2 separate regions of the Homo sapiens genome follow, and region 2 is linked to region 1. The links are chromatin loops, found by intact Hi-C in ENCODE. Cell type or tissue: PC-3. All regions are shown on one strand. Links, peaks and the distances in the headings refer to the core of each region. The heading gives the core; the rest is flanking DNA. Region 1 overlaps HJV (hemojuvelin BMP co-receptor). Region 2 holds the start of CD160 (CD160 molecule).

The links. Peaks named below come from ENCODE experiments on the same cell type or tissue, not always from the same donor. Only the 100,000 strongest peaks of a DNase experiment are listed, where the experiment ranks them.
Region 2: it touches region 1 in a loop (5-fold over the local background); 6 of 110 quality-filtered maps call a loop at or near these places.

What each region holds. Positions count from the first base shown.
Region 1 is chr1:146,006,012-146,018,772 of GRCh38, reverse strand. It overlaps HJV (hemojuvelin BMP co-receptor), which reads left to right. Exons shown (of 4, transcript NM_213653.4): 4 at 73-1,303. The coding sequence ends at 696. Among named protein-coding and RNA genes, the nearest start is that of HJV, 9.3 kb to the left of the region's middle. In PC-3, for the core only: a CTCF peak has its summit at 5,589 (motif pointing right); a DNase peak (open chromatin) is centred at 5,552.
Region 2 is chr1:145,712,615-145,724,427 of GRCh38, reverse strand. It overlaps CD160 (CD160 molecule), which reads right to left and starts at 4,929. Exons shown (of 6, transcript NM_007053.4): 1 at 4,869-4,929. In PC-3, for the core only: a CTCF peak has its summit at 3,102 (motif pointing right); DNase peaks (open chromatin) are centred at 3,137 and 3,677; H3K4me3 peaks cover 872 bases; H3K27ac peaks cover 1,176 bases.

The sequences.
Region 1 (12,761 bases), core at 2,071-10,070:
TATGTATGAGGTCTGATTGGGGGGAAGATGCACTGAACCCAAAATGAACTGTTTTCCCTCTTGTCCTCACAGCTCACCATCATATTTAAGAACATGCAGGAATGCATTGATCAGAAGGTGTATCAGGCTGAGGTGGATAATCTTCCTGTAGCCTTTGAAGATGGTTCTATCAATGGAGGTGACCGACCTGGGGGATCCAGTTTGTCGATTCAAACTGCTAACCCTGGGAACCATGTGGAGATCCAAGCTGCCTACATTGGCACAACTATAATCATTCGGCAGACAGCTGGGCAGCTCTCCTTCTCCATCAAGGTAGCAGAGGATGTGGCCATGGCCTTCTCAGCTGAACAGGACCTGCAGCTCTGTGTTGGGGGGTGCCCTCCAAGTCAGCGACTCTCTCGATCAGAGCGCAATCGTCGGGGAGCTATAACCATTGATACTGCCAGACGGCTGTGCAAGGAAGGGCTTCCAGTGGAAGATGCTTACTTCCATTCCTGTGTCTTTGATGTTTTAATTTCTGGTGATCCCAACTTTACCGTGGCAGCTCAGGCAGCACTGGAGGATGCCCGAGCCTTCCTGCCAGACTTAGAGAAGCTGCATCTCTTCCCCTCAGATGCTGGGGTTCCTCTTTCCTCAGCAACCCTCTTAGCTCCACTCCTTTCTGGGCTCTTTGTTCTGTGGCTTTGCATTCAGTAAGGGGACCATCAGTCCCATTACTAGTTTGGAAATGATTTGGAGATACAGATTGGCATAGAAGAATGTAAAGAATCATTAAAGGAAGCAGGGCCTAGGAGACACGTGAAACAATGACATTATCCAGAGTCAGATGAGGCTGCAGTCCAGGGTTGAAATTATCACAGAATAAGGATTCTGGGCAAGGTTACTGCATTCCGGATCTCTGTGGGGCTCTTCACCAATTTTTCCAGCCTCATTTATAGTAAACAAATTGTTCTAATCCATTTACTGCAGATTTCACCCTTATAAGTTTAGAGGTCATGAAGGTTTTAATGATCAGTAAAGATTTAAGGGTTGAGATTTTTAAGAGGCAAGAGCTGAAAGCAGAAGACATGATCATTAGCCATAAGAAACTCAAAGGAGGAAGACATAATTAGGGAAAGAAGTCTATTTGATGAATATGTGTGTGTAAGGTATGTTCTGCTTTCTTGATTCAAAAATGAAGCAGGCATTGTCTAGCTCTTAGGTGAAGGGAGTCTCTGCTTTTGAAGAATGGCACAGGTAGGACAGAAGTATCATCCCTACCCCCTAACTAATCTGTTATTAAAGCTACAAATTCTTCACACCATCCTCTGTTGCCTATGTTGAATCTCTTTACAGATGCTTGAAATGGAGTAAATGCAATGTGTTCACTCCACTGAAAGAGGGCTCGGAAGTATCAGATACTGTTGCTATCTCAGGGAGTTTACAGGCTATTGGAGAGACAAAACCAATTCACATGAAAGAGTGATGAGTGTGTAATTATTCACTAAATCCTACAGTATGGTACATTCAGATGGGAAGATGGTAGATTTGAACTAAAGTAATAAGAATAATAAAAGGTAACAGAGAAGATGGGATTTGAAGTGAGCTTTGAAGACTGGGTAAGATTCAAATTGTTAACGATCTTCCAGGCAATGAAAACCATCTGGAGTTATGCATGGATTCATGATTCAGCAAGGAAATGAGCAAAACTCAAATGCAGTAGACAAGGAGTAATGGGACAGAAGGTTAGATGGGCAGAGGCCAGATTATGAAGCACCTTAAAAAGGGGGTAAGGGGTTTAAATTTGATTAATATCTAACACTTATTGAAGCTTAAAATCTGCCAGGCAATGTTTTAAACACTTTTAAAACATTGACTTAATTCTCATAGCTCTCTAAGGAAGGTGGTATTCTTATCTCTATTTTTATATAAGGAAACTTGCCTCCAGTCACACAGCTAACAAATTATGGAACTTGCCTCCAGTCACACAGTTAACAAATGGCAGAGCCAGAAACTGAACCTATGCCGTTTGGATCCCGAAACTTAATTTTTAATCACTATACTATATTGTCAAGGAAGCAGAGAGCCATTAAAGATTCTGGTTGTGGAGCTGGTAAAGATTCTAAAAGGGGAGTTGTGGTGGTCAATGTCACCACAAAAGCTACTCTGAGGCTGGGCGCGGTGGCTGACACCTGTAATCCAGCACTTTGGTAGGCCAATGTGGGTGGATCACTTGAGGCCAGGAGTTCGAGACCAGCCTGGGCAACATGGTAAAACCCCATCTCTACTAAAAATACAAGAAATTTGCCAGGCATGATAGTCCATGCCTGTAATCCTGTAATCCAAGCTACTCAGGAGGCAGAGGCATGAGAATCGAGAATTGCTTGAACCCGGGCCAGGAGGCAGAGGTTGCAGTGAGCTGAGACCACGCCACTGCACTCCAGCCTGGGCAACAGAGTGAGACTATCAAACAAAAAACAACTACTCTCTTCTCATATTCTCATATAAAGCCAAAAAGAGAGAGTTGGAAAAGGAGGGAAAGCCCAAAGTTGAAGGAATCTAGTTTGTAGAAGAAAGACTGAGAAGAAATGCTGTTCTAGATGAGGGTGCTCTAAAGTAACAATGCTGCTCTGAACAAAATTATGAAGGAGGTAACTTTTACATTTAATATCTTCCCTGTTTCTGGTCTCATCCTCCCCTCTCAGGTACTCCATAACCGAGGACCTGTCCTCCCTGCCCTAATCAAGTACTCACCATTATCTTCCACCTCTCCTCTCAGTCCCTGACACCCGACAATACTCCCCTGAACAAATATTACAGTAGGGCCCTTTGTATCTACTAATTCTGCATCCACAGATTCAACCAACCACGCACTGAAAATATTTGGGAAGTAGCCGAGCGCAGTGGCTCACACCTGTAATCCCAGCACTTTGGGAGGCTGAGGCGGGTGGATCACAAGGTCAGGAGTTTGAGACCAGCCTGACCAACATGGTGAAACCCCATCTCTACTAAAAATACAAAAAATTAGCCAGGTGTGCTGGTGGGAGCCTGTAGTCCCAGCTATTCGGGAAGCTGAGGCAGGAGAATGGCGTGAACCCCGGAGGCGGAGCTTGCCGTGAGCGGAGATCGCGCCACTGCACTCCAGCCTGGGCGACAGAGCGAGACTCCGTCTCAAAAAAAAAAAAAAAAAAAAGTAAATAAGGCTAGCTCTAAGCCCGCGCGAAGGAAGAGTATTACATGACAGGTGTCATCAAAGAATTTCACTTACCACTTGGCTGTGAAATTCTTTTTTTTTTTTTTTTTTTTTTGAGACGGAGTCTCGCTCTGTCGCCCAGGCTGGAGTGCAGTGGCGCAATCTCGCAATCTCGGCTCACTGCAAGCTCCGCCTCCCGGGTTCAGGCCATTCTCCTGCCTGAGCGTCCCGAGTAGCTGGGACTACAGGCGCCCGCCACCACGCCCAGCTAATTTTTTTGTATTTTTAGTAGAGACGGGGTTTCACCGTGTTGGCCAGGATGGTCTCGATCTCCTGACCTCGTGATTCGCCCGCCTCGGCCTCCCAAAGTGCTGGGATTACAGGCGTGCGCCACCGCGCCCAGCCGAAATTCTTCTCAATTCACTTGAAATTCCCACACCTGAGGGATAAAGTTACTCTTTTAAGAGAACCAATACAAAGAGTATTTCTTCAAAAGGATGTTTTGAGTTAAAATACCTATATTTTCTGTGAAGTGAAGAGACAGCCCTGGATATGTCTCTTCCCCCAATTTTTTTTTCTTCATTACAACACATTATTTTCTCCATTAGCTAAAGGTTACTTTGGAAAGCATAGAGACAGTGCTTTGAGGGAATGGCAGAATGGCTGTGGTCCTTAAAAGAGGTGGAGAGGAGGGAATAGAGGATAAAGAATTGCAGGAGAAATTTGAAATGGCAGACCAGATACGTCTCGAACTCCTGGCCTCAAGTGATCTGCTCGCCTCAGCCTCCCAAAATGCTGGGATTATAGGCATGAGCCACCATGCCCAGCCCAACTAGCCCTATTATTAATGGAGCATTTTTAAATAGGTAGCTCAAAATAAGCATATGAAAAGATGCTCAACATCATTAGTCACTGGGGAAATACAAATCAAATGAAAACAACAATGAAAAAATACTACATACCCACTAGAATGGTTAAAATGGAAAAGACTGTTAAATAAAATACAAAATGTTAGGAAAATGTGGAGCTTTCATGTGCTGTTGGTGGGAATGTAAAATGGTACAACTACTTTGTAAAACAGTTTGGCAGTTCGTTAAAAGGTAAGTGTACACTTACCATACAAACCAGACATTCCAAACTTAGGTACTGACCCAAGAGAAATGATAACATGTGCTGCACAAAAACTTATATACAAATGCTTATAACAGTTTTATCTGTAATAACCAAAAACTGGAAACAACTCAATGTTGAAATGGTGAATGGATACACCAACTGCAGTAAATTCACATAATTGAATACACAGCAATAAAATGAAATTAATTCCTGATATACACAACATGGATAAATCTCAAAGTAATTATGCAAGTGAAAAAAGCTGTTGCCCCGCAAAAAAAAAAAAAGAGTATATACCATCTGCTTCCATTCATATCAAATTATTAAAAATCTTCAGCAGATCATGGACTGTAAAAATATATAAAATGTTAGCAAACATATAGTGAGAAAAGGTGATCAATGGTTGCTTAAGGAATGGGCAGAGTGAAGGAGGGATGGCTTACAAAGGGGCATGAAGTAGGCCGGATGCGGTGGCTCACACCAGCAATCCCAGCATTTTGGGAGGCTTAGGAGGGTGGATAACTTGAAGCCAGGGGTTTGAGACCAGCCTGGCCAACATGGCAGAACCCTGTCTCTAATAAAAAGCCCTGTCTCTACTAAAAACCCTGTCTCCACTAAAAACCCTGTCTCCACTAAAATGCCCTGTCTCTACTGGGTGTGGTAGCATGAGCCTGAAATCCCAGTTACTCAGGAGGCTGAGGCACAAGAATCGCTTGAACCCAGGAGGTGGAGGTTGCACAAAGCCGACATCACGTGACTGCACTCCAGCCTACGCGATACAGCAAGACTCTGTCTCAAAACAACCCAAAGGGGCATGACGAAACTCATGGGGGTGATAGATATGTTCATCATTTTGATTGTGACAGTGGTTTCATGGATATATATATATATTTGTATATGTCAAAACCCATGAAATGACACACCTTAAATATGTACAATTTATCATACACCAAGTATACGTCAATAAAGCTGTAGTTTTTTTTTTTTTTAATTGAGTAGCACATCTTTCTCTCTTTTCTTGGTAGATCAGACAAAAGGCTTAGAATGACCATAGCATGACAAGGAAGATTACAACAGAGACTTTTCTTCTTCTAGGAAACATACAAAAGAAGAGGATAACAGAACAAAGGAAAGACCTTATTTAGTGATTTTATATTCTCCGCTACTCCTATGACAAGGACCACATTCCTTCCTCCAGAATGTCATTCTCAAAGTCAGAGACCACAGAAAGGAGATTTTCCGATTTAAGAACATCAACCCTGTGAATCATAATTCTGTCTTTCCACTTCACCAAGAGTCAGCAGGTGGTGCTAGTGACTAAAAAGTGACTTGGCAGACAATGAGGCAAGTTTCCAGGAAAAGAAAAATTATCGTCTAAGATTATCTGATATGTTGACCATTTGAAAGAAAATATTAATAGGCATTTGCCAGAATTGACATTTAGGAAATAAACTGAAGATAGGTACATAGTAAACAAAGTAAAATTTTAAATAAATTATAATTTAACAATAAAGGGTTGTTCAAGACATGAAACAATCAATATATACTACTTGGCTCCTCAATGGATATCATTTACACAGTAATACTAATGTAAACACTGACTATTGATTCAGCCAGAACTATGCTATAACTTTCTATTGGGAGGATGAGGTAAGGGGAAAGGAAAGGTGGGAATATAGCATGATGTAAGAGTTAAAATTTCAATTACTATAACCATAAGAGAGTAGATATGTCTAATATTTATTTTGTTTCCTTTTTTTTTTTTTTTTTTGAGACAAGAGTCTCTCACTGTTGCCCAGGCTGGAGTGCAGTGGCGCAATCTCAGCTCACTGCAACCTCTGCATCCCGGGTTCAAGCGATTCTCCTGCCTCAGCCTCCCAAGTAGCTGCGACTACAGGCATGCACCACCAGGCCCGTCTACTTTTTGTATTTTTAGTAGAGATGGGTTTCACCATGTTGGTCAGGCTGGTCTCAAACTCCTGACCTCAAGAGATCCATCCACCTCAGCCTCTCAAAATATATATGTAATGTTAGCACATATATAGTGAGAAAAGGAGCTCAATGGTTGCTTAAGGGATGGGCAGAGAGGAGGAGGGATGGCTTACAAAGGGGTATGAAGCAGGCTCTGTCGCTCTCGCTGTATCGCCAGACTGGAGTGCAGTGGCCCAATCTCAGCTCACTCTATCCTCCATCTCCCGGGTTCAAACAATTCTCATGCCTCAGCCTCCCAAGTAGCTGGGATTACAGGCGTGAGCCACCACACCCAGCCTAGTTGTATTTTTATATTTTCAACACCTAGTCTGGCACATGATCTGTAAATGTTTTTAATAAGGAAAATAGTCCAGGCACGGTGGTTTACGCCTGTAATCCCAGCACTTTGGGAGGCCAAGGCTGGCGGATCACCTGAGGCCAGGAGTTCAAGACCAGCCTGGCCAACATGGGAACCCCATCTCCACTAAAAATACAAAAATTAGCCCAGCGTGGTGGCGTGGGCCTGTAGTCCCAGCTATTTGGAAGGCTGAGGCAGGAGAATCACTTGAACCCAGGAGGTGGAGGTTGCAGTGAGCTGAGATTGCGCCACTGCACTCCAGTTTGGGTAACAGGGCAAGACTCTCTCTCAAAAAAAAAAAAAAAAAAGAAAGAAAGAAAAGAAATATGAAGTGCATACCAGATGAAAAAGCTGAAAGAGGCAGGGTGCAGTGGCTCATGCCTGTAATCCTAGGCATGGATTTAAGAGGCCTAGGTAGATGGATCCCTTGAGCCCAGGAGTTCAAGACCAGCCTGGGCAACACAGCAAAACCCTGTCTCTACAAAATATATAAAAATTAGCTGGGCATGGTGGTATGTGCCTGTAGTCCCAGATACTTGGGAGGCTAAGGCAGGAGGTACACCTGAGCCCAGAAAGTCAAGGCTGCAGTGAGCCATGATCATGCCACTGCACTCTGGCCTGGGTGATAGAGTGAGATCCTGTCTCAAAAACAAGGGGGCGGGGGCCGGGTGTGGTGGTTCATGCTTATAATCCCAGCCCTTTGAGAGGCCAAGTGGGGGGAAGATCACTTGGGCCAGGAGTTCAAGACCAGCTGGCCTACATGGTGAAACCTCATCTCTACTAAAAATACAAAAATTAGCCAGACGTGGTGGTGTGGGCCTGTAATCCCAGCTATTTGGGTAGCTGAGGCAGGAGAATTGCTTGAAGCTAGGAGGTGGAGGTTGCAGTGAGCCGAGATCGCACCACTGCACTCCAGCCTGGGGCTGAGATTGCCCCACTGCACTCCAGCCTGGGTGACGGAGTGAGATCCTGTCTCAACAAAAAAAAAAAAAAAGAAAGAAAAAGAAAAAGGGGCTTGGGCTTGAGGACTGCTGTTTTTTGTAAAATCATTTAATATCATGTGATTTTTAACTACATGTTACATTACATTGATTAAAAAGAGGAGCATTTGGCTGGGCGCAGTGGCTCATGCCTGTAATCCTAGCACTTTGGGAGGCTGAGGTGGGAGGATCACCTGAGGTCACGAGTTCAAGATCAGCCCGGTAAACATGGTGAAACCCCGTCCCTACTAAAAATACAAAAATTAGCTGGGCATGGTGGTGCATGCCTGTAATCCCAGCTACTTGGGAGGCTGAGGCAGGAGAATCGCTTGAACCCAGGAGTCCGAGGTTGCAGTGAGCTGAGATTGTGCCACTGCAGTCCAGCCTGGAGACACAGTGAGACTCCCTCTCAAAAGAAAACCCAAAAAACAAAAAGAGGAGCATTTCTGGGCAGGTGCAGTGGCTCACGCCTATAATCCCAGCATTTTGGGAGGCCAAGGCGGGTGGATCACTTGAAGTCTGAAGTTTGAGAGCAGCCGCGGACATGGCAAAACCTGACTCTACTGAAAATACAAAAATTAGCCGGGTGTGGTGGCTGGCACCTATAATCCCAGCGGCTTGAGAGACTTAAGCAGGAGAATCACTTGAACCGGGGAGGCGGAGATTGCAGTGAGCCAACATCATGCCACTGCACTCCAGCCTGGGCAACAGAGTGAGACTTCATTCCCCACCCTCAAAAAAAAAAGGGAGCATTTCCACCTTGGCCTGAGCTTTTTCCCCTTAACTTTGTGGCCATCTCAACCACTTCTCAGATCAAACAAACACCTCCCTCCCTACTATACTCCACCCTATGTACTTCATGGCAAGTTCCTTCCCACATTTCTTCTCAAGGAAACAGATAGTAGCCATGGCCCAGTAATTATAGTTTTCAAAATCAGTGCCAGGAAACCATACCAGCACTAAGGAAGGGAAAGAAGACATAAAACTAGGAAATAAAAGGCCTTCCTCAATTTTTCTGTGTACTCCCAAACCAAATTACTAATCATTTTTCCAACAATTAACAGAAGAAATAAGTTACATATGTTTCCTCAGATAAAAGTTATATAAGTGGAGGGTGGGCTTTGAGAAACTGAAAAAGAAAAACCAGGAAGAATAACTAGATTCTACCTCCAATACAGGGCGATTTTGGAATCATTCTTTGCTATTGGTTCAAAGAACTAATTTTTTTTTTTTTTTTTGAGACAGGTTCTCACTTCATCACCCAGGCTGGAGTGCAGTGGCTCAATATTAGCTCACTGCAGCCTTGACCTCCTAGATTCAAGCAATCCTCCTGTCTCAGCCCCCTAAGTAGCTGAGACTACTGTGCTAGCCACCACTCCCATCTAATTTTTTGTTTTTTGTATTTTTTTGTATAGATGGGTTTTCGCCATGTTGCCCAAGCTGGTCTCGAACTCCTGGGTTCAAGCAACCCACCTACCTTGGCCTCCCAAAATGCAATGATTACAGCCTTGAGCCACCACACCTGGCACAGAACCAACATTTTTAATATTAAGCGTTTCACATAGTCAGTCTTTGATACAACACTTCTACCTTTGAGAAACTAAGTCATATTTTCAAAAAAGTAGGCTGGCTGGGAGCGGTGTCTCATGCCTGTAATCCCAGCACTTTGGGAGGCCAAGGTAGGAGGACTGCTTGAGCCCGGGAGTTTGATACCAGCCTGGGCAACATGGTGAGACCCCCGTCTCTACAAAAAAAATAAAAATTAGCTGGCTGTTGTGGCATGTGCCTATAGTTCCAGCTACCTGGGAGGCCGAGGTGGGAGGATCAGTTGAGCCCAGGAGGTTGGGGCTGCAGTGAGCTATGATCGCACTACTGCACTCCAACCTGGGTGACAGAGCAAGACCCTGTCTCAATAAAAGAATTAAAAATAAATTAAAGGCCAGGCGCAGTGGCCCATACGTGTAATCCCAGCACTTTGGGAGGCTGAGGTGGGCGAATTGCTTCAGCTCAAGAGTTCAAGACCAGCCTGGGCAATATGGCAAAACCCCTTCTCTACGAAAAATACAAAAAATTAGCCGGGAGTGGTGGTGTGTGCCTGTGGTCCCAGCTACTCGGGAGGCTAAGTTGGAAGGATTGCTTGAGCCCAGGAGGTCAGGAGGTCGAGGCTGCAGTGAGCTGAGATTGCACCACTGCACTCCAGCCTGGGTAACAGAGTGAAATACTGTCTCAAAAAATAAATAGGTAAAAATTTAAAAATTAATTAATTAAAAATGAAAAATAAATGTAGAAATCAGAGAAAGCTTTACAAAGGAGATGACTTTTTTTTTTTTTTTTTTTTTGAGACAGAGTCTTGCTCTATCACCCAGGCTGGAGTGCAGTAGCACAATCTTGGCTCACTGCAACCTCTGCCTTCCGGGTTCAAGTGATTCTCCTGCCTCAGCCTCCCGAGTAGCTGGGATTACAGGCACCCACAATCATGCCCGGCTAATTTTTGTATTTTCAGTTGAGACGAGGTTTCACCATGTTGGCCAGGTTGGTCTTGAACTCCTGACCTCAGGTGATCTGCCCGCCTCAGCCTCCCAAAGTGCTGGAATTACAGGTGTGAGCCACCACACTTGGACAATCTTGGACTTAAAAAAAATCTTTTTTTTAAGGCTCAGGGACTCACTAGGAATTTTGTCCTAGCTGTGTGATCATAGGCAAGTCATTTGAGTTCTCTGAATCACAATATTCTCTTCTGCAAAATGTCTTCCTGCTTACCTGGTGAGAATCAAATGTTTGTGCAACTGCGTTATAATGCATATATATAGATATATAGATGACAAAATATAATTAACAAAGAAAGTACTGGCCGGGCATGGTGGCTCACACCTGTAATCCCAGCACTTTGGGAGGCCAAGGTGGGCAGATCACCCGAGGTCAGGAGTTCAAGACCAGCCTGACCAACATGGAGAAACCCTGTCTCTACTAAAAATACAAAATAAGCCAGGCGTGGCGGCGCATGCCTGTAATCCCAGCTACTTGGGAGGCTGAGGCAGGAGAATCGCTTGAACCTGGGAGGTGGAGGTTGCGGTGAGCCGAGATCGCCCCATTGCACTCCAGCCTGGACGACAAGAGCAAAACTCCATCTCAAAAAAAAGAAAGTACTGATCTGGCACAGTGGCTCATGCCTGTCATCCCAACACTTTGGAAGGTCGAGGTAGGAGGATCACTAGAGCCCAAGAGTTAGAGACCAGACTGGGCAACATAGCAAGACCCCCATATCTACAAAAAACTTAAAATTAACTAGGCATGGTGGTAGTCCCAGTTCCTCAGGAGGCTGAGGCCGAGGGTTGCTTGAGCCCAAGAGTCAGAGACTGCAGTGAACTGATCGCACGACAGCACTCCAGCCTGGGCAAGAGAGAGGCCCATCTCTTAAAAAAATTAATTCATTTTTTCAAAAGGCATTGATGGATCTAGAAAAATAAATAAATGTTTTAAAATTTTTTCTTAGAAAAGAAAGTATTATTAATTGTCAGTCTGGATAAAAAAATAGAAACTTGTTTTAATGTAGAATTTCTTTCCCTCAGTCATGAACACCACATTTCCTTCATTTGTTCCTTCTCATAATCAAAAATCATCTTTGCCACTCAGGGGAGTGATCTGGGCTGTTTTGGCTCTCAGAAAAGCTTTTATTTGTTTGAGACAATTCTTGGACTAAGAATTTTGACAGTATATTAAACTGCCCACTAGGTGGCAGAGCTGAGTCAACTGTATTTCTGAATTGTGTAAGAAATAATTTCTCAGAAAAGGGGAAGTTGGGTTGAGCACACAATGTCCCATCTCCCTCATACTTATAAACACCAACGCAGTCCAATTTTCTTCTCACAGAAAAACAAACCACCACCTCTCGCCTCCTTACCGTCCCTGCTCTGATACATATTTGGGCCACAGGCTTTGAGGAGGGACAAATATGATACAGTTTAGCATAAGAAACTGAGGTTGAGGTGTCAAGTCTAATAGTAATAAGAAATAATACTAGGATCTGAATTACTGGTATATTCTATCCAGAGACATAACCCAATCTATCAATTCAATCAATCTATCTCTATATGTATGTGTGTGTCTGTGTGTGTGTGTGTGTGTGTGTGTGTGTATATATATATATATATATATATTTTTTTTTTTTTTTTTTTTTTGACATGGCAATTCAAGCCATCCTCCCACCTCAGCCTTCCGAGGAGCTGGGACTACAGGCGTGCACCATCACACACAGCTAATTTTTTTTATTTTTAGTAGAGACAGGGTTTCCCCATGTTGCCCAGGCTGGTCTCGAAGTTGTGAGCTCAAGTGATCCGCCTGCCTCAGCCTCCCAAAATGCTGGGATTACAGGCGTGAGCCACTGCACCTGGCCTCAATTTATATTTAATAATACATTTATTCTGTGAAGTGTACTCTAATAGATGCTAGGAAGAATACAAAGATAAAAAAGGGCAGAGTTTCTATTCTCTAGGAATTTAGGAGAGAAAAGGCACTTTACGTGTTAGTGCTATGTAAGAAATATGAATGTGCTATGGAGTATTCCAAAGAGAATGAAAAAATATTTGATTGTAAGGTAAAAGATGAGGGGATTGGCTGGGCATGGTGGCTCATACCTATAATCCCAGCACTTTGAGAAGCTGAGGCGGGTGGATCGCTTGAGCTCAGGAGTTCAAGACCAGCCTAGGCTACATGGTGAAACCCTGTCTCTACAAGTTTTTTTTTCTTTTCTTTCTTTTTTAAGTTAGCCGGGTGTGGTTGCATGCCCCTGTAGTCCCAGCTACTCGGGAGGCTGAGGTGGGAGGATTGTTTGAACCTGGGAGATCGAGGCTACAGTGAGCCATGATAGCACCACTGTACTCCAGCCTGGGTAACAGAGTGAGACTCTATCTAAAAAAAAAAAAAAAGTTGAGGGGATTGGGAAGCAAGAAATGTTTTTGGTTTTGCTTTGTTGCTTTGAGATAGAGTCTCACCCTGTCACCCAGGCTGGAGTGCAGCAGCATGATCTCAGCTCACTGCAACCTCCACCTCCGGGGTTCAAGCAATTCTCCTGCTTCAGCCTCCCGAGTAGCTGGGATTACAGGCACCTGCCAACCATGTCCTGCTAATTTTTGTATTTTTAGTAGAGATGGGGTTTCACCGTGTTGGC
Region 2 (11,813 bases), core at 69-8,068, 290 kb after region 1:
TTATTTCACATTGTTCTGAAAGTGTTTGCCATTATATTTAGACAAGAAAATAAAGCAAAGGGTATAAATATTGGAAATCTTAAGGCAAATTTATTACTATTTATATGTGATATAACTTACATCTAGAAAACCCAAGAAACTTAATTGAGAATTATTAGAAACAATAAAAGAGTATCTGAATAGGCAGTTCACAAAAGACGAAATGCAATAAAAAGTTTTTCAGTTTTACAAGTATTCAGGGAAGTACAAATTAAAAATTCAGAGTTCAGAATTTCAGAATTACCACCTGTTAAGTGAACAAAAATTTAAAAGATAAATCAAATTTTGGTAAGGGTAAGAAGAAATATGTGCAATCATTCACTCTAGGTAGAACTATACATTGTTACGGAGCTTTGGGGGAATACTCATTATATATTAACATTTCAAATGCACATACCCTGTCCCTTTGGCTATAGCTTACAGAAATAAAAGCATGAGTGTGCTAGTATAGATGTACAAGGATATTCACTGCAGCATTTTTTATAATACCAAAAAAATAGAAACAGGTGAAGGCCAGGTGTGGTGGCTCACACCTGTAATCCCAGCACTTTGGGAGGCGTGCGGATCACCTGAGGTCAGGAGTTCGAGACCAGCCTGGCCCACATGGTGAAACCCTGGCTCTACTAAAAATGCAAAAATTAGCTGGGTGTTGTAGCAGGTGCCTGTGATCCCACCTACTCAGGAGGCTGAGGCAGGATAATTGCTTGAACCTGGGAGGCAGAGATTGCAGTGAGCCAAGATCACGCCACTGCACTCCAGCCTGGGCAACAGAGCAAAACTTTGTCGCCTTCCTGCCCCCATAAAAAAAGGAAACAGGTGAAGACCCACTGGTGAGAATGGTTGAATAAATTATTGCAGATCCACAGAATAGAATGTTATGTAATTATAGTTTGTATAAAACAATAAACTAAATTAGTGTATATACATACAATTTAATAAGGTACTTATTAATACATAAGATTAAAAATTTTCCTGGATATAATTATTAGTCAGAAAATATGGTAGAAGGAAAAGTTCCATTCATTATAGCAACCAAAAAACCCATCAAATGTCCAGAAAAATGTAACAACATTCCGAATAGGACCTATAGGATACAAACTATACAGTACTATTAAGGAACATAAAAGAAAATCTAAGTAGAGACGATTGTTAAATTCTTCTGTACTTATCTATACATTTGTCACAATCCTAATAAAACATCCCAGCAGCAGCTCATGGTATGGCCCCAATGTCCTTTCCTAGCCTTGACCTCTCCTTGTTCCTTCTCCTGTGTTATCATACCTTCATGCTACACCAGAATGTCCTGGTGACTCTTGAAACATGGAATATTAAGTGACAAAGAGGATAAATGAATAAAATGACAAATCATTTTATTCAAAGAGGAAGACAAAGAAGGATTGCAATTATTCATTCAGCCCAGAATTATGGTTAAAAAGCGTAGACTCTAGAGCCAGAGTGTTTGTGTTCAAATCCTGGTCCTAAAACTTAATAGTGGCGCCGGGCGCGGTGTCTCACGCCTGTAATCCCAGCACTTTGGGAGGCCGAGGTGGGCAGATCACGAGGTCAGGAGATCGAGACCATCCTGGCTAACACGGTGAAACCCCATCTCTACTAAAAAAAATACAAAAAATTAGCCGGGCGTGGTGGCGGGCGCCTGTAGTCCCAGCTACTCGGGAGGCTGAGGCAGGAGAATGGCGTGAGCCCGAGAGGCGGAGCTTGCAGTGAGCTGAGATCGCGCTACTGCACTCCAGCCTGGGCGACAGAGCAAGATTCTGTCTCGAAAAAACAAAAATAAAAACAAAAAAAACTTAATAGTTGCATGACTCGGTCAAGTTTCTTAGGCTCCTGGGCCAGGCGCTATGCTCAGCCTTTAATAAATAGACATATTTCAGAAACACGGAGCATCTATAATGTGTCAGACACCATGGGGCACAGAGAGATCACTAACACAGCAGAGGCGGACGTTTTAGTGGTTAAATGGTCTCTAGAGTCAGACCAGGATGTTTCAGATCTGGCTTTGAAACTTAACTATCTGTGTAATATTGGGCAAGTTTCTTAATCTCTTAATGACCTATAAAATGGTGACAAAATATTCTCTTCCTTGGGTTGTGAGGGTCAAATGAGGTCACCTATGTAAATTACTTAGCACAGTGCCTGGCAGAGAGTAAGGGCTCAATAAATGATAGCTATGATTAGTTTTATGCTTTCTTATATTGGAATCAATGGACAGTGTTCCAGGCACATCTACCTGCAAGACTGTGTTTAGTCCTTATAAAACACTAAGCCATTATTATTTTCTAAAATTTATTATTTGTACGAAGCATATAGAGGCTTGGAGGGGACTTGTGACTTGCTTAAAATCACAGCTCCTAAGTTGGGGAGCAGGACTCTAACCCAAGTTATGAGAGTCTTTCTCTTGGAGTCCCCTTTGTCCCTCTCCTCACAGCCGCTCATCCATTCACGAACAGCTGTTAACACAAGAACGACTGTACTAAGTAATAAGGTCATAAAGTGTCAAGGGGCAGCACAGGAGAAATTCTGGATGAGGGATGTGGAAAGGCTGCAAGATGGCAATGAAGTTAGGCCTTCATAGTTGTTTGTGGGCTCTCGGGAGCTGGTGACTAAAGAATACGGTGGGTGAATTAAGGTGGGGAATGGGCTGAGGAGATCTGGCTTCCAGTCCTGGCTCCGCACTAGGTAGCTGTGGAATGTTGACAAGGTCGTGTCCCTTCTCTAGGCGTGTTTCCTAAGGGACTGGTGCAGCGGGATGGGAGGGGCGCAGGGTAGGGACCGCTTCCAAGGAGAGAGAGGACAGGCGGGAGGGGCTGATGCAGCTGGTCACTCCGCTGGAGTGGCCAGACTTCGCGGTGCCTAGGGCCGAGTTGAAGAAGAGCATGTAAGTCTGTTGTGGGCCCCTCACCAGCGCTGGGGGGCAGCGAGGTCACTGGGCAAGGATGCTCTGGGAAGTGACCTTGGTGCCCGGGAGGGGAGCACCCTGTTGTGATGCAGGCGGGGCAGCGCGGAGCCGGCGGCGCTGATTTCGCACTCTGGCCGCTAGAGGGCGCTGCCTTTCAGCCAAAGCCGAGTGACCCCCTACCTGCCCCGCGTTGGCCCGCGTCACTCCAGCCATGGGCCATCCAGCGAGCATGGGGGCTAGCCAGGGAAAGTCTAAACTAGGAGGGGAGATGAGGGGGTGCAAAGTTGGGCCTGGTGGGTCCTGGGGACGCAGCATGTACTAGAGCGGCACCTGGCCCTCAACAGAGGGGAGAGCGGGTGGTCGTGAGAAGTCTGGGAATTTTCCGGGCCCACTACACGCCAGGGGCGGGTCTCCCCTCTTAAAACGTTGTGAGCCCCAGCGCGGGCAGGGGGGAGGGTGCCCGTGGAGTTGGCATCCTCATCTTTGATGGTCCCCGGGGCTCCTGAGCTGCGCTGGTGGCCCCAGGGCTCGGTGCCTCTCTCAGGCGACAGCTCACAGACGGCGGGAAACTCTTCCCTCCCGCACCTTCGGAGGCGGTCCTGGAGTCTTGTGGACTCCTGGGTTCAAATCCAAGCTTTGTGTGACCAGCACATTGCTGGACCTCACTCAGCCTCACATTCCTCTTGTGTTTAAAACTACCTCATAGGAATGTGGTGACGGTTAGATGACACATAAAGCTTTGCCAGAGGTTTTCTGGGGAGGGTGGGGACAAGAGGGCAAGGAAGAGTCTCCATTTCCTCTGCCACCGGAGCCCGGATCTAACCTCTCAGAGGAGCTGGAAGGTCAGCTCTGAGCTCCACAAATACCTCTGTATACAGATCTCCCACGACACTGAAAAAGATGCCCAGAAAGATCTCATTTGCAGCTGTGAAGGGGCTTCTTTTTCAATCTCCACAACCCCAACTGCCTTAAAGTAGAACCAGACTTGTTAGTAGACAGAGGTTTGGGCTGGGGGGCCCTTGAAGCTCTTGTCTGAGATCTCAGGCTTCCTGCTCAACACACCAAAGCAGGTGCCTGACATAAAGGCGCCATGGACCTCTTTGGTGGTCTGGGAAGGCATATGGAGTCCCTTCTCAGAACAACATTTAAAAATTAATAAGATACATGGGATAATAAAGGGAACAAATTATGACAAGACAGTTGTCAAAACATTAGAAGAATGTGTGGTAGAGCAGTACACATGCTTCTTTAGATTTGACATCAGCCTAATAACTGTTGTAATTCTGTAGTAGTGCTGAGCGTTAAGGACATTTGGAGAAATCTATAAAAACTGTAATGAGATTTGAAAATATTTGTGTTTTCTATTGATGGCAAATTCTATTGTGGTTCATTGTCTACATTCATAACTGAAGCAAGTGCTGACTTTCAATTAAAGATTAGTGAAAATAAAGATGTATTTTTCCCCCCAATTCACAAATCCCATGAATAAATCTATTCACGGACCTCCAAGAGGTCCATGACGTGAACCACCTAGGACATGAACTTCCCCCGGAGGTGCCTCACAGGGCCAGCTCCAAGCCCCGTGGCACCTCCCGGCTTGTCTCAGGCCAATCCTTGAAGAGCTCCAGCAGATCTAAACTTTGGTAACTTTCCTCTGGTAATTTGAGGAATTCCTCCATTTGAGGAATGTCAGAATGGGGCCAGGATTCCTGAATGCCCATGGAAGAAAAGCGAGCATGCTGGTCTGGCGGGCAGAAATAACCTTCTCCCCAGGCTCCAGAGGGCAGAGGACATTTCCCTCCAAAAGGCAAGTTTCTCAGGGACCTCATGAGAAGCCTGTCCTCACCTGAGCAGTTCTGTCAACCATCCCATCCCTTCACCTGGACCCCAGGTCCCCAGCAGGCCTTTTTACCTCGAGACAGAAGTTCTTCTTTCTTGTTCTCAGACTGGGGGCTCACGTTGAAATGGCTCTCAGTCCTCAGATTGTCCTTGCATCTTGTTAAAACCCTATCTCTCCAGTTTCGTCATTGCTCACACTTTCATAGCTGTTATTATATTCGCTCTTTGAAAACCACAGAATGGGTTGTTAGAAGTCATAGATCTTCCGCCACCCCCACTGTGGATTTTTTTCTCCTTTCTCTCCTGCAACTGGTCCTCCATCTCCTTCTCCTTTCCTCTCCCTTGTTTTGTCTTTTTGGTGTTAGAAATAGACTAGGGTGCTGAGGGGGCTAAGAAAAACCACTTCTTAAAATTCTTTTCTTTACCCTGGGGAACAAAGATTTTGTATTTGCTAATTCATAATAAGGAAAGGACTGATGATAGAATAACTAGAAGATAAAAGGACAGAATGTCCTCTCAAGTATAAAGAAAGGTACCAAGTCTTCTCCTGAGAGTAGGTTTTGGTTAGAAGTAGGACAGAGAACACAGCTGCTCCAGGCTGAAAGGGAAGAAGGTCAGGGAGCTGTCAAGAAGGCTTGGGTGAGGGTGGTGGTGAGCAGGGGAGGCAACGAGTGGGGGCACCAAAATGGTCCTGATGTGGTGGGGGGAGGATGAATGACTGACCTTATCTTCCCACCCACCCATTTTTTTTCTTTTTCTTTTTTCTTTCTTTCCTTTTTTTTTTTTTTTTTTTGAGACAGGGTCTTGCTCTGTCACCAAGGCTGGAGTGCAGTGGGGCAATCATGGCTCACTGCAACCTTGACCTCCTGGGGTCGAGTGATCTTCCCACCTCAGCCCCTCAAGCAGCTAGGACCACAGGTGTACGCCACCACACCTGGATAACTTTTTATTTATTTATTATTTATTTATTTATTTATTTATTTATTTATTTATTTATTTAGAGATGGAGTTTCGCTGTGTCACACAGGCTGGAGTACAGTGGCGTGATCTCAGCTCACTGTAACCTCTGCCTCCTGGGCTCAAGTGATGCTCCTGCCTCAACCTTCTGAGTAGCTGGGATTACGAGAGCCTGCCACCATGCTGGACTAATTCTTGTATTTTTAGTAGAGACAGTTTCATCATGTTGGCCAGGCTGGTCTCAAACTCCTGACCTCAAGTGATCTGCCTGCCTTGGCCTCCCAAAGTGCTGGGATTACAGGCGTGAGCCACCACGCTCGGTTGATAATTTTAAAAATGATTTGTATGGATGAGGTCTCCCTATGCTGCCCCGCCTGCTCTTGAACTCCTGGGCTCAAACAATCCTCTGGCCTTGGCCTCCCAAAGTGCTGGGATTACAGGCCTGAACCACCACTCCCAGCTTCCCATCCATTTCTATTCTGTTCTGTTCTTCCTTGGTCAGTGATGGCTTGGGAGATTACAATTGTTCCTAAATTCTAGGGTTGTGCCCTTAGATGGCAGGAACATTAGTCTGAGAATTAGAAGCATTGGGCTCTAAGTCCTGCAAGGCTGGGCCAGGCCCTGTGCCAAAGGGCACAGCACACCAGGAAGCCCCACGGTTCTGGAGGAACACCTGTCATGATTGCCACCCAGTGCCAGGCTACCCAGGAATTCAAGGGTGGAGGGAGGGTGGGGGAAAATTTTTCATAACTAGTCTAGAGACTCTCTTTTCCTTCTTATTCCTGTTATTGTAGTACTCTGTGGTCCTAAAAACAGTAGGGTGCTCTGGGGTTTGAGAACTCCCAGATGGCTCCACTGAAGCCATCGTCAAATGAGACAGATATTAGAAATATTTCTTCACTCCAAGCCAGGCGCAGTGGCTCACACCTGTAATCCCAGCACTTTGGGAGGCCGAGGCAGGTGGATCACGAGGTCAGGAGATTGAGACCATCCTGGCTAACACAGTGAAACCTGTCTCTACTAAAAATACAAAAATTAGTTGGGCCTGGTGGTGGGTGCCTGTAGTCCCAGCTACTGGGGAGGCTGAGGCAGGAGAATGGTGTGACCCCCCGGGAGGCGGAGCTTGCAGTGAACCGTGATTGCGCCACTGCACTCCAGCCTGGATGCCAGAGTGAGACTGTGTCTCTAAAAAAAAAAAAAAAAGAAAAAAGAAAAGAAATACTTCTTCACTCCATCAAAGTGTTAGCTTTCACTGCAGAATGAGTCCATTCTGGGAGCCTGGGGGTTGGGAACCCATGTTGGGAAGAGGAGTGTCTCACCATCATCCTGGTCACAGGACCAGTCCACCACAGCCCACAGGATACTGGGTCCCACTGGCATAAACTGCTAAACTGGGCCTGGTCTCTGCTCTCCCAGTATCCTTATTTGCTGTCTCTATGATAGTGTTCAAACAGATGACCTCTCTGCTCTCTAAAATGGAGACTTCTCCCTCCTTGGGTCTATGAGAACCTTTCAAAGGTTGGCTCTGAGAGCACTCAGCATTCCTTATCATCCAGGAGCTGTAAAACAGTGATTATTAGCAACATGAAGAGAAGTTAAAGGCAACCAGAGTTGTGGGTGAGTGAGGTTGGGGCCACTTAAGTACTAGCTGACACACATGTATTCATACTGGTTATTGCAAAAAACCTCAAAGTTCTGCAAAGACCTCAGGGCTCAAAAGTGAATCGCAGCGCGCTTCCTTTTCACCAGCCATGTAGTGTCTGTCCATCCTGCAAACGGTTGCATGCACAGTTTTCTGCAAATGTTGCTTTTGGTCGCTTCTCACAAGGTTATTGTGTGCCAGGCCCTGCGGGGTTGACGATGACTGAATGGGGCCTGCTGTCAAGGCGAGCACACTGCTGAGAGAGGCCTGCATTCCCGTGAGATGAAGCAGAAGCAGAATGCACCAAGAGCTCTAAGTACCCCAGAAGTGAGAGAGAACCCAGGAAGCAGGGGAGGTTGGGAGGAAGAAAAGGAGACTGCCCTGTGGGCGCAGACAGTGTTAGGCACTCTGTGTGGACAATGTGACATTTAAATTGAGCTTTGAAAGAAGGCAGGATTTCAAAAGGCAGGGGTAGAGGAACAGTATGAACCAGCAAGGAGCAGGGACATATGGGGCTGGTTTGGAAGTCAGTGAAGCAATGAGGTGGCTGAAATATAGGCTGCCTCCTGGTCATCCACAGCCTCCCAAATATGTATCCTGTGGGCCTTTCAATGTCTAAGGTGTATGAGTCCAGTTACACAATTTAGCAACTGATAGATTGTTTTCAAGATACTAATAGTAAGTGCTCGACATTAAGACAAAGAAAAACTGAGTGGACATTGAATTGTATTTCCATCTTACTTCTGTAGAATTATGGGGTTTTGGAAGCAGAAGAGACTGCAGCAGTCTTCCAGTCCCTGGAAGTGTGCAGACACTTGCATGCCAGTGTTTCCCAAACTTGAGCGTGTATTAACATCACCAGCAGGGCATCTTTGAACAATTCGGATGGCTGGGCCCAGCTGCAGAGTTTCTAATTCAGGGACTCAGGGCAGGGGTGGGGGTGGTCCAAGAAGTTGTATTCCTAACAAGTTCCCTGGTGCTATTGTTGCTGTAATGCTCCTTGCGAACTGTTCAGGGTAATACCTCTTGCATCCTCTGCTTGAATCTGTCTACTGTTCTGCAGCTCACTACCACCCAAAGTATCCACACAATATCCCTTGTGGAATACTTCCAGTAAAATTCTTCCTTGTGCTGCTGTCAGTCCTGCCTGCCTTTAACTTTCAATGAAGTCTGCTGAGGGCCCCACATGGGAAATGTCTATGGATGGCAGGCAAGTCTCAGGCACATGAGGCAGACTGCCTGGATTTACGTCCTGACTCCACTTACTACGTGACCTTGGATAAGTCATTCAACCTTTCTGTGTTTTCCTCAACTGTGGAATGGGGATAATAATTGCAGTTATATCACAGAACTGCTGTTTAGAGTAAATGAGAAAGTGTGTAAAACAATTGGCATGGTGCTTGGCATATAAAAGTACTCAGGTGTGGGCTAGTATCATTACCTAGTGTTCTTTTTCTTTTTCTTTTTTCTTTTTTTTTTTTTTTTGAGACAGAGTCCCACTCTGTTGCTCAGGCTGGAGTGCAGTGGCACAATCTTGGCTCACTGCAACCTCTGTCTCCTGGGTTCAAGTGATTCTTGTGCCTCAGCCTCCTGAGCAGCTGGGATTGCAGCCACCGCTCCCACGCCCAGCTAATTTTTTGTATTTTTTAGTAGAGAAGGGGTTTCACCATGTTGGTCAGGCTGGTCTCAAACTCCTGACTTTAGGCGATCCACCTGCCTCGGCCTCCCAAAGTGCTGGGATTACAGGCGTGAGCCACCGCGCCTGGCCAGCATTACCTAGTTTTCCTTTCTACTCAGGAGTCTATCAACTCTCTGAAGAAAGTTAATCATTCTAAAGTTTCTCCTTTCTGGGCTAAATATCCCCAGCTCCTGCAATTATTTCTTACAATTATTTTAGTGCTTTCACGGTTCCAATATTTTGTTTGTCCTTTCTCCTCTTCTCTGAACAGAGTCCAGTTTGTCAGTCTCCCTTGTTAGATACATGGCTCAGACCTGCTACCTGCCTCGGCTTAGTCCAAGTCTCGTGTGTTCACTGCAGCCAAAGGTCACTTTAGCTTTGTAGCTATTTCTACATTTCACTGGACTGTGTTAGACTTCCAGGCCACGAAGGTGCCAGAGGCTACACCCGCATGTAAAGAGTAGAGCTCATTCTCCTGTCACATTTCCCCTTGTTGCTTAGCATGTGTGAGTTTGGGGAGTGTGGGTGAGGGAGAGTAACTCTGACCTTGGCCCAGTTCAGGGCCTACTGTGATGGTTGGTGAGCAGCCCCAGTGGCTGTGAGGGAGCACATTTGAGGCTCCAGGGGCTGGTGCGAGGCCCAGCTTCTCCCCTGGAGAAGGGTGAACTGACACCTAGCACAGCCAACAGTTTTCTGGAAGGAAACCAAGCCTCAGAGCCAGAGGCACATACAGCAAAGCTGTGCAGGCATCTCAGCCCCTGTCCCAGCCACTGTCACTGCTGGCCTTTAGCCCAGGGTCGTTGGTAATAGAATAATGATAAAATATGGAGAGGGAGTCAGGGCTGGGTTTTTTTGGTTTTGCTTTTTTTTTTTTTTTTTTTGAGACAGAGTCTCGCTTTGTCACCCAGGCTGGAGTGCAGTGGCACAATCTCAGCTCACTGCAACCTCTGCCTCCCGGGTTCAAGCGATTCTCCTGCCTCTGCCTCCTGAGTAGCTGGGACAACAGGCGCGTGCCACCATGCCTGGCTAATTTTTGTATTTTTAGCAGAGACGGGGTTTTGCCATGTTAGCCAGTCTTGTCTTAAACTCCTGACCTCAGGTAATCCACCTGCCTCGGCCTCCCAAAGTGCTAGGATTACAGGCACGAGCCACCACACCTGACCTCAGGGCTGTTTTATTGTGGAGACAGAGGTGGCAGCTTCAGGGGTTTGGGTATCAAGATGACAGGGCAGGCCTGGAAAAAAATGTCTCTCTCAGCCTCTATTCTAATTTCCAGTCTGTAGTGAATGGCTCACCAGGTACTCTCAAGTTATGTCTTTTAAAACAGAAGGCATAGAAAAATGTGCCCAAATTACTTTGGTGTCCTATAGAGCCTGTCTTGTCCCTCTCCGGTCATAGAGGACACCAAGTTCCTTTGCGGCCAGGCCTCCTCCTAAGGGAGACCAGGCCTGTGGGGCTGCTCCGAGAGCTGCCTGCAAGCCACACTATGTGAATCCCAGTGCAGGGCTCCTCTGAAAGGCACCTGCGAAGCTGTCTTTGGCTGAAGAAGTTGGGGAAACTGGTCTCCCACACTTGGCAATGGCCATTCTTTCTCAACCTTCCCTCAGGCACGAAGAGTCCCAGGTCTTGATGCCTCATTCTTCCATCAAAGATTTAACATTTACCCTCCCTGGTATTTTCAATTGATCCAGAGGAAATGAATAGGTAGTACTTAGCAAAGGGTGCTTAGCAAAAAAATACTCTGCTGAGTGGAATTGCAGGCACTTCTACAGTTGTCTGGAGGCACAGAGGCTGCACTCTACCCTAAGGCAAACTGGATGGTGCCATCCTCATGCTGACTTGGGCTTTAGAGGAGAAAATGTACTTTCTTCAGTGGATAATAAAGACAATCATTGGTCAGGTGTGGTGGCTCATGCCTGCAATCCCAGTACTCTGGGAGGTTGAGGTGGGTGGATCACTTGAGGTCAGGAGTTCAAATTCAGCCTGGCCAACATAGTGAAACCCTGTCGCTACTAAAAATACAAAAATTAGCTAGGCGTGGTAGAGCACACTTGGAATCCTGGTTGGGAGGCTGAGGCAGGAGGATCACTTGAACCCAGGAGGCAGAGGTTGCAGTGAGCTGAGATCATGCCACTGCACTCCAGCCTGGGTGACAGAACGAGACTACATTTCCAAAAAAAAAAAAAAAAGACAAGCATTGCTTTTTCCTTGGCAAGAATTCTTTCTCTTTTTTTTTTTTTTTTTTGAAACAGAGTTTCGCTCTTTCACTCTGTTGCCCAGGCTGGAGTGCAGTGGCGCAACCTCGGCTTATTGCAACCTCTGCCTCCTGGGTTCAAGTGATTCTCCTGCCTCAGCCTCCCAAGTAGCTGGGACTACAGGTGCCCACCACCACGCCCAGCCCATTTTTTGTATTTTTAGTAGAGACGGGGTTTCACCATGTTAGCCAGGCTGGTCTCGAACTCCTGACCTCAAGTGATCCACCTGCCTCGGCCTCCCACAGTGCAGGGATTACAGGTGTGAGCCACCGCGCCCAGCATCCTGGCAAGAATTCTAAGCAACAGAGTAAACAGGATGGGCACAATTAGTTTACTTTCCAAGCTAGAATGTCAGGGGGCACTGGAACCATTCTGGGGAAGGTAATACTTTGAGGTGGAATGTCTTTTTTTTTTCTGAGACAGAGTCTCGTTCTCTTGCCCAGGCTGGAGTGCAATGGCATGATCTCAGCTTATTGCAACCTCCAC